2 separate regions of the Homo sapiens genome follow, and region 2 is linked to region 1. Evidence: read pairs that join two places in POLR2A ChIA-PET (ENCODE). Cell type or tissue: A673. All regions are shown on one strand.

Region 1 (5,000 bases):
GGTTTATGATGCCTTTAATGAAGCTTGTAGCATTAATGTATTCTGACTCTTAGAAATTTTTTAAAAACTCCCAGCGAGTGGGTCTCTGGATTACCAATAATGAAAACTTCCATTTACCTATCAGTTTGGCCAGTGATCATTTTTGATACCCCTGTCTTTTTTCACTCCTAAGACGTCAGGTGTTGCCTGTGAAATGTTCTTTTTTTCCAGTCTGGAATTGGTTTCCGGGGAGCAGAGGGTATAGATTTTTTTGTAAGCTCTTGCCATCTGCAAATGCTATAGCACCTCCTTTTTCCTTATTTTTCTTTTTTGAGAACAGCCTGTGTCGCCACTGTTTTACCACAGTAGCCCATGAAGTTCTTCAGAGCTCTGCCATCCACTCAGAACTCACTTCTCTAGAGTATACTGTGGTGTTACAGTGGGGTTAGTTTTCTTGATGTTCGGTAAGAATGTGAAGACAGACAACTTAGACTTCACAATGGTGTAATTGTGGTTAATAATTGTAATTGGCAAAATCACAGAGCATTAAATAGGAAAGATCTGAGTTGGCTTAAATGTTTTTCTCCCTTGGAATTCCTTCCATTTTTTTTTTTCTTCTCTTCTGATGATTAAAATATAAAACCTTCATCTTTAGTCTTCCCATTTATTTCAGATCAGGTAGTAAAAAAGTCATGGGATTCCTTAGTCACTTAAGTATCAAATAAGCTTAGAGAATGGCCTGCACTTAGGATGACAAGATGCAGTGAGACTAAATTAACTTTCTGTTTTCTGGAATCTGTTTCAGCAACTCTACCAGATCCTGACAGACTTTGATATCCGGTTTTATATGTATGAACTACTTAAAGTAAGTGGTGTTCATAAACCATTAATTTTTTTCAGGCCTGTTCATTAAAAGATAAGTTTTTGAGAGAACAAAGAGAACTTAAGCAGAATGTTTCTTGATACCCAGAGGATTTAGTGAAGTTTTTAAACTTATATTGAGGCCTCCATCGAGGAATCTTCACATAGAAACTTTCCAGTGGAACTGGGAAAAAAGTGGCCAAGTCAAGGGGTACCAGGGACATTATACCTTAGAACCTCCCATAGCTCTTGTTGGTCCATATGTTTTCTCTTTGCTGCTTTATTAATACCTACTGTGAATGTAACAAATCATCCCAAACTTAATGACTTTTAAAAAATGATTATTGTTTCTTATAATTGAGTTAGCCAGGTGATTCTTTAGGTCTCAGTTGATTTGACTGGGGCAGGATGGTCCAGGATGACCTCATTCACAATCTAGGACCACAGCTGGGGCAGCAGGGATAGCTGAGGTCTCATCCTCCAGCCTGTGAAGTTCATGCTGCTTCCCATGGTGGTCCTCCTGGGGTTCCTAGCAGCAGAGAGAGGGAAACCTCAATGTATAGGCACTTTTCAACCCTCTACCTGTGTCATATTTGCTAATAACCCTATTGGCCAAAGCAAATCACATGGCCAAGCCTAGCTTCAAAGCATGGAAAAACCGACTCCACTCTTGATGGGAAAAGCATTGAATATGTAGGCATATTATAGAGAGACATGCCTACAGGGGTGGCAGGCATTTGCAGCCATCTTTCCTTGCCATGTGTCGTCATCCCCTTCTTGCATGAGTCTTCCTAACCTACCCCTGTAGCCGTGGCTCGTTAATGCAGGGAAAAGTGATGGGTAGAATGTCTAAGAGACTTACTAATCCCAAGCACAATGAAATTTGAAGAATTACTGGTTGGTGGAGGAATGATCATTTTGTTTGTCTAGATAAGCACTTAAAGGAATGCTCAGTTTGTAAAATGGAATACACCCATGGGTCCTAGATTTTTGTGTCCTGGATCACTAAGAACCTAATGAAAACTATGAACTGCCTCCAAAAATGCATGTATTAATATGCAGTCTTGTGAAAAGTTTTAGGGTAGTTGTAGATCTTAAGAACAGTTCTATGAAATGAATGTGTTTTTATAAGAACTTGTACGCACCACTTTTTATTAGAGAAAGCTGAGGTGGTGGATTTAAGGTTCACTCTTATGGCTAATGGGTCTTCCTTTTTGTCAGTAAGATCAGAAACACGAAAAAGGTCGAGCTTGATTTATCCCACGTTTCTCCATGTCTTCTCTAGACTAAAATTGAAGCATTGGTGTGGATAAAATTTGCAGTGCCATGATCCTGTGAACTGTCAGGCTAGCTCCTTTCCTGGAAGTGCTTCCTGAGTAATCCCATGCACTCTCACCCCATGAGAGCTACAATTCAGATCTCACAGTTGGTTATTTTTAAGTAAGATGGTTTGAGATTTTGTGTTATTTAACCATCAGCCAAAGCTAAAGTTGTATAAGCTAGCCTGCCCTTAGGTCCCATAAAGACATCCAACTAATGCAGGTCTTCCCAGGTGGACATGTGGGTGTCACTCAATGTCTGATGTCCTTTCTGCTTTCTGGAGGTAGCAGCTAGGCAGTGAGGACATATACTTATTTTTGCTAATGAGACGTAGAATCCCAGATGAAACTTGAAAAACGTCATTCATGCTTAATGGTCAGAAACTGTACGAGATTTTAAAACTGAAATAATTCCCCAAAGAATTTCAAAGCATGTCAGTAACTCCATAGGGAGTCCGACTAGGAAACTTGGCAAAAGAATTAATTACCTTACTGTATTTGTTCAGCCTTTGCTTTCATTGAGTATTTTTCACATGCCAGGTATTGTGGTCTTAATTAGTTTATTCCTTTGGACAAAGAGTAGGCAATATAGCAGAATCAACACTTGGTAAATTTTCTCTTTGAAAAGAAAAAACAGGAGTGGGGAAGACTAAATATTTAACTCCTTTGAAAATGTAGAAGCAACTGAGGCTGAGGGCTGCAGTGTGATGACTCGGTGACTTAACCTGATCTCCTGATTCAGATTCAAGGAGGTCTGCCCTCACAACCCCTGGTTTCATAAAGCACTGCCACAAAGGCACTTTGGAATCTTGCTACAGTTATTATAAAACAGAGGGAAAAAATTGAAGTAGAATGTAAGTGAAGTAAATAAATCTTAAACGTACAGTCTTTTGGATGTTTGTGTATGTAAAACTCTCACCCAGATTTACACAGGACGATGATATCCAGTATAGTTAGTAACCACTGCCCATAGGTAGCTATTTAAATTAAGTAAAATTCAAAATTTAGTTGCTGGCCAGACTCGGTGGCTCACGCCTATAAATCCCAATGCTTCGGGAGGCCAAGGCAGGTTGATTGCTTGAGCTCAGGAGTTCAAGACCAGCCTGGGCAACATGGCAAAGCCCCATAGCTACCAAAAAAAAAAAAAAAAAAAAAATATATATATATATATATATATGCATGCTCCAGGTGTAGTGGTACATGCCTATGGTTCCAGCTACTCAGGAGGTGGAGGTGGGAGGATCCACTTGAGCCTGTGAGGCAGAGGTTGCAGTGAGCTGAGATCATGCCACTGCACTCTAGCCTGGGCAACAGAGCAAGGCCCTGTACAAAAAAATAAAATAATAAAATAAAATTTAGTTCCCTAATCACACTAGGCACATTTCAGGTGCTCAGTGGCCTCATGTGGCTAGTGGCTACCGTATTATAGAGTGCAGGAATAGAATATTTCCATCATTGCAGAAGGTCCTATTGGACAGGGCTGGTAGAGGATATTGTGAACATCCTGCAGGGCTCTCTTGTGTTCTTCTGTTCAGTGTCTCCTCTGAAGATTATATCTTTATATGTATCCCCATAGTTAGTAGTGCCTGTTCTTGATCTTCAAATAACAAGCATTCTTTCTTTTTTTATCTGTCGCCCAGGCTGGAGTGCGGTGGCATGATCTCGGCTCACTGCAACCTCCACCTCCCGGGTTCAAGCAGTTCTCCCGCCTCGGCCTCCTGAGTAGTTGGGATTACAGGCACGCACCACCACACCTGGCTAATTTTTGTATTTTTAGTAGAAACGGGGTTTCACCCTGTTGGTCAGGCTGGTCTCAAAACTCCTGACCTCGTGATCTGCCCGCCTTGGCCCCCAAACTGCTGGGATTACAGGCGTGAGCCACCACGCCTGGCCATAACAAGCATTCTATATTGTATACTCTTGGTTCAGGGAAAAGCACAGATCGAGGGAGCTTATTCCTGGAATGCTAATCCTAGGGCTCATTCTCTGCCTTGTGTACTCCTCCAGCATGAAGAAGTCCATTCAAGTGTCCTCAAGAGTCTAGTTTATTGCTTCTTATCCAGGTCAAGCTTGTCCCCCAGGGGACATTGGGCAAAATCTGGAACCATTTTTGGTTGTTAAAACTGGAGGGGGGCTCTAGTGGTAGGTAGAGGACAGGGATTCTACTTGAAGAGTATTTCATTGACCTTGTGTAGGATTCAGGTGCTTGTTAAGATTAGCCAAAGGTCCTGAATTTGAAGTTTATGAAGATAGTTATTATGTTAGGCAAGGGAGATTTAGAAGCAAATTTTTACATTAAAAAAATGGAGCTTAACAATCTAATAAATGATTGAAAGATTTGAATCAGCATTTCTCCAAAGAAGATTTAGAATGGCCGGTAGACACATAAAAAGAAGTTCCACTTCATCACTCATTATGGAAATAAAAATCAAAACCACATGGAGATACCACTTTACACCCACCAGCAAAGCTATAATCAAAAAGTTGAACAATGACAGGTGTTGATGAGAATGTGGAGAAACTTGAACCCTCAGGTTGCTGGTGGGAGTAAAAGTGACGCAGCCACTTTGGAAGATAATTAGGCAGTTTCTTAAAAGTTTAAACACAAATTTAGCATACAACCCAGCACTTCCACCCCTAGGAATCTACCCAAGGGAAATGAAAGCATGAGTGGAAACAACCCAAATGTCCATCAGCTAGTAGTGGAATACTACTCAGCAAGGAAAAACAACTTGGATGAATCTCAGAAACAGTATACTGAAGGAAAGAAGGTAGACAAAGCACTATACATGTATGATTTCATATTATGAATGTACAGAAAAGGCAAATCTATACCAGCAA
Region 2 (5,000 bases), 190 kb before region 1:
GAGAGGGGAAATGGGGAATTAGTGTATAATGTGTGAAGTTTTAGTTTGGAAAGATGAAAAGTTCTAGAGATTGATGGTGGTGATGTTTGCACAATGACACCACAGACCAGCATGCTTGAAAGCCATTAGAATGATAAATGTTATGACATATACGTTTCACTACTATTAAAAATTTAAACCTAGTCCCAGGCAAACTGGGACAGTTGGCCACTCATGTCTTACACCTGCCTGCCTTTTCTCCTCCATCCCTCCAACAGATAGATATAACTCAGGATGCTGCTTACTCAGTGTGGTCTCATCCATGGCAGATTTTATGGTCTCAGCTCCTGTTATACGAAAGGGCAGGTTCTGAAGCATGGGATTCCACTTTCCCTCTAGCCCTGGATACAGCTGATTGGATGGGCAAACCCCTGTTCCAAGCAGAGCACAACTCATGGGCTTGGCTTGAAAGGATTAACTGAACCAATCAGAGTCCTCCCTTGAATACTGGTTGACACAAAGTACAGTTGCAGCTGAGATGGACACTGGAGTGGAGAAACAGAAACAGGTTAGTGTGGTGGCTCACACCTGTAATCCCAGCACTTTGGGAGGCCGAGGGGGACAGATCATCTGAGGTCAGGAGTTTTAGACCAGCCCGGCCAACATGGCGAAACCCTGTCTCTACTAAAAATACAAAAATGAGCCAGGCGTGGTGGTGGGTGCCTGTAATCCAGCTACTTAGGAGGCTGAGGCAGGAGAATCACTTGAGCCCAGGAGGAGGAGGTTGCAGTGAGCTGAGATTGCAGGACTGCACTCCAGCCTGGGTGACAGGGTGAGACCCCATCTCCAAAAAAAAAAAAAAAAAAAAAAAAAAAAAGATACAGTGGCTCAGGAAATATCCCTGTAATAATAGGTTTAGCAAAGCACAGAAAAGACTCTGGTGGTAACACGTAGTGTATACGTATGTGTAGATATAGAATATATATATATATATGCATATATAAAATAACAATACTATTTGAAGCTTTGCTATAGGATTTTTTTTCCCCAACAGAAGATCCATATACCTTGTTACTGCTCTGCCTATCTCATTTTCTGTCAGTTTTCACCCACATCCTCTCCTCTCCAAGCTCAGCCACAGTTATTATTGCCTTTAGCCCTTTGTGCCTGAGGTTCCCTTCCTAGCAGGGTCTCCCTGTTGGCCCCAGTGAATTGAAATTCATCTCATGCTCACTGAGCCTCTACTAGGTGTCATATACTGTGCCAAGCACTGCATATGCATGACCTCACTTTCACCTGCATAACAACTCTCTGTGGTGGGAACTATTATTTTCCTCATTTTACAAATTAGGAATTTACCTGCTATGCTTTGAAAGTGTCCTACAAAGTTCATGTCTTGGAAGCTTAATCCCCAATGCAACAGTGTTAAGAGGTAGAAACTTTAAGAAGAGATTAGGTCATGAAGACTCTGCCCTTATCTATAGATTAACCCAGAAGAGTGGGTTTGTTATAAAAGCAAGTTCAGCCCTCTTCCTGTGTGCCTGGGTTCTCTTTTGCCTTTCCACCTTCTGCCATGGGATGATACAGCAAGAAGGCCCTCACTGGATACCAGCACCTTGATCTTGGACTTCCCAGTTTCCAGAACAGTGAGAAAATAAATTTATGTTCTTTATAAATTACCCAGTCTGTGGTTACTCTGTTACAGCAGCACGAAATAGACTAAGACATTACCCAAGATCTCATAGCTCATAAGTGGTTGACCTTGTATTCAAAACACAAGTCTATTGAAGTTCATTGCTTGTGCTCTTAATCACTACATCACACTAGCATCTGCTTAGAAGAATTAATCACTTGAACCAATAAAAAAAGTTATATGAAATTAAATTAATACATTTTTCTTACAGAGGCTGTGATATGAAGAAAGCTATGCTGTAAGTTTTCTATATCTGCCGATTGGATTTATAATCTCAAGGCATTTTGTAATCAAATACAAGTTCCCAAAATTTCCACAAAGAGAAACGTCACTTATATAGTTCTGAGCTGTTCTGCCAGCCATATACCACAATGCAATCTTTCTAATCACTGTGTGACAATGCATAAGCACTGCTTAGTAATATATCGTACCACATGGCTTTGTGTCAGCATTTCTGAGTCATGGCTGTGTACCTATAACAGTCAAGTGACATATGCTCTAATGGGGTCTGACTCACTTAAATAAGTCCATTAACTTGACAAGTTTGATTTTATAAAGCTGAAGAGGACTCTCTGAGCTCTGGGTTTTTTTCATCTCTATATAAAACTATGGTATGAGTTCAAAAATATCCCTATGACGCTGTGTGGCCTTAACCATTGCTTAACTCCTCTCCTTTTTCATCTTGAATTAAATTTCTCAAACATATAGTGTGCCCTTGCTGTGTCCACCTCTTACGCCACCCTCACTTCTCCATCCCCTGAGCCTGTACTCTGGCTTCTGCTCCCTCCATGTCACTGAACTTACCCACGACCTCCTACACCCTTTTCAGATATTACCTGACTTGGTTTCTCTGCAGAATTTGATGCTATTTGGCTCTCTATTCTTCCTGATATTTTCTCTCCTCTTGCATTCCACTATGGCATTCTACCTTGGTACTTCTCTTACCTTTTGCTAGTTTTTGGTCTCTCTTGCTGGTCACATTTTTTCTTCTCTTTTGATGAGGATATAGTATACTTACTCCCCTTTCTCTTTCAAGTCTACACACATCCCTAGATGATCTCATCAGCTGCCATGGCTTCCAATATGACCTTCGTGGTGGTGACTCCCAGGTTGATGCCTCCTGAATTCACACCAACATTCCAATCACCCCTATACCCCTATATGGATGGCTGGGGCCACGTAAACTCTACCAAGTCCCAGAAGTGAATTTATTACCTTCCTTTATTCTTGTGTCCATGAATGGTGCCATCTCCCTATTACCCACAATAAAACCTAAAAGTCTCTTTAGATGTTTTCTACTGTGTCCTCCACATCCAACCAGTCACCATGTCTTGTTGCTTCTAATTCCTAAACATCTGGGGACCCCATAATCTCCTTTCTGAGTATTGATTATGTTTCACCTGAAATATTGAGCTATCTCCATAAAGAGTCTCTTAATTGAACTCACCATCTGTCTCATTTCCATGAATCTATCCTCCACCCTTCTGCCTTGGGGATCTTTCTAATGTAATCTGAATAAATCTTAGGGTGCCCAATGCCCATCTGAGCTTGATGTGGCATTCAAAGAACTATACCCCAATGACCAAAGGTAATTAAAAATACTTTCAATTTTCACTTATATATCTGGAAAAACATCAAAAGAGGTCCTGTTCTTCATCCTAGACACTGCCTCCCCAAATCCTTTTTCTCAGTTATGCATTAATTTAAAGAACAAGGTAAATTTATATACACTGGCCTGAACAGCTAAAGTGATTGGTATACTCTTAAGTAAAAAAACACAAGTTGGCCGGGCGTGGTGGCTCATGCCTGTAATCCCAGCACTTTGGGAGGCTGAGGTGGGCGGATCATGAGGTCAGGAGTTTGAGACCAGCCTGGCCAATATGGTGAAACCCCATCTCTACTAAAAATACAAAAAAACTAGCCAGCTGTGATGGCATGCACCTGTAGTCCCAGCTACTCAGGAGGCTGAGGGAGGAGAATTGCTTGAACCCAGGAGGCAGAGGTTGCAGTGAGCTGAGATTGTGTCACTGCACTCCAGCCTGGGCAATAGAGGGAGACTCCATCTCAAAAAAAAAAAAAAAAAAAAAAAACCAACAACAAAAACACAAGTTGAAGACAAAGATGTATATCAAAATTCCATTTTTGTTTTCCAAAAAGTGCATGTGGGCCAAGCGTGGTGGCTCATGCCTGTAATCCCAGCACTTTGGGAGGCTGAGGCAGGCAGATCACTTGAGGTTAGGAGTTGCCAGACCAGCCTGGCCAACATGGTGAAACCCTGTCTCTACCAAAAACATAAAAATTAGCCAGGTGTGGTGGTGTGCGCCTGTATACCAGCTACTCGGGAGGCTGAGGCAGAAGAATCGCTTGAACCTGGGAGGCGGAGTTTGCAGTGAGCCGAGATTGTGCCACTGCACTCCAGCCTGGGCAACACAAGAAGACTCCATCTCAAAAAAAAAAAAAAAAAGTGTATGTGGAATCCGCCCCACCTGCTCACCACTGGGGGCCTGTGCACATTGTCCACTGGATGCCACCAGTGCCCCTGTGCATCACTGGGGAGACCTAAAGACAGCATGCCCCTCCTGCCACCAGCATCCATGCAGGGATTGACCCCTGCCACCTGCCACTGCTGATGTGCAACATCCAGGGTCCTGAGAAGAAGCCCACCCCACCTGTTGCTGCTGGTACTAGTGTGCATTGTCTGAGGCCTGGGGATAGATCTGCTCCACCCACCACTACCGGCGTATGCACACACCATCAGGGAACCTGAAGACAGGTATGTTCCACCTGCCACTGGCATCCACACATGTTGTCTGGCAGCTTGTGGATCGACCCACCCTGCCCACTCCACAGGTATCTGTGCATGCCATCTAGGGGCCTGAGGACAGGCCCACCCTTACCCACCACCACCACAACTGGCACCTGAGAACTGGCCTGCTGACTGTTTCTATTCCTAGCAAAGTCTCACCACAGCCTCTACTAACAACCATGGTCTAAGCCACTGAAGAACTCACAGACACCACTGATGCTGATTATAGTTTACAAAACCACATGGCAACTATACCACTGTGTCCACCCAGAATCACAGCCAAAGCACTCTACCCAACCAATGCTATAGTTAAATCTATAGGAAAAAGTCTTCCTATGACAGCCAATTCATAAAATTGGATGAAACAGCTATTACACCAGATGCATAGACATCAACATAAGGACATAAGAAACATGAAAAGGCAAGAAAACATGACCACTGCAAAGGAAAGCAATAACTCTCCAGTAATGGATCCCTCAAAAAAGGAAGTTTATGAAGTGCCTGAAAAAGAATTCAAGATAA

The links. ChIA-PET counts read pairs that join two places held together with the same protein. Peaks named below come from ENCODE experiments on the same cell type or tissue, not always from the same donor. Only the 100,000 strongest peaks of a DNase experiment are listed, where the experiment ranks them.
Region 2: POLR2A ChIA-PET joins it to region 1 with 9 read pairs; 2 of 35 experiments call an interaction of 5 or more read pairs at or near these places.

Annotation. Positions count from the first base shown.
Region 1 is chr16:58,170,295-58,175,294 of GRCh38, reverse strand. It overlaps CSNK2A2 (casein kinase 2 alpha 2), which reads left to right. Exons shown (of 12, transcript NM_001896.4): 5 at 785-844. Among named protein-coding and RNA genes, the nearest start is that of CSNK2A2, 25 kb to the left of the region's middle. In A673, no CTCF peak of the experiment used is centred here; no DNase peak of the experiment used is centred here.
Region 2 is chr16:58,363,568-58,368,567 of GRCh38, reverse strand. No RefSeq gene overlaps it. Among named protein-coding and RNA genes, the nearest start is that of GINS3, 26 kb to the left of the region's middle. In A673, no CTCF peak of the experiment used is centred here; a DNase peak (open chromatin) is centred at 2,137; H3K27me3 peaks cover 297 bases.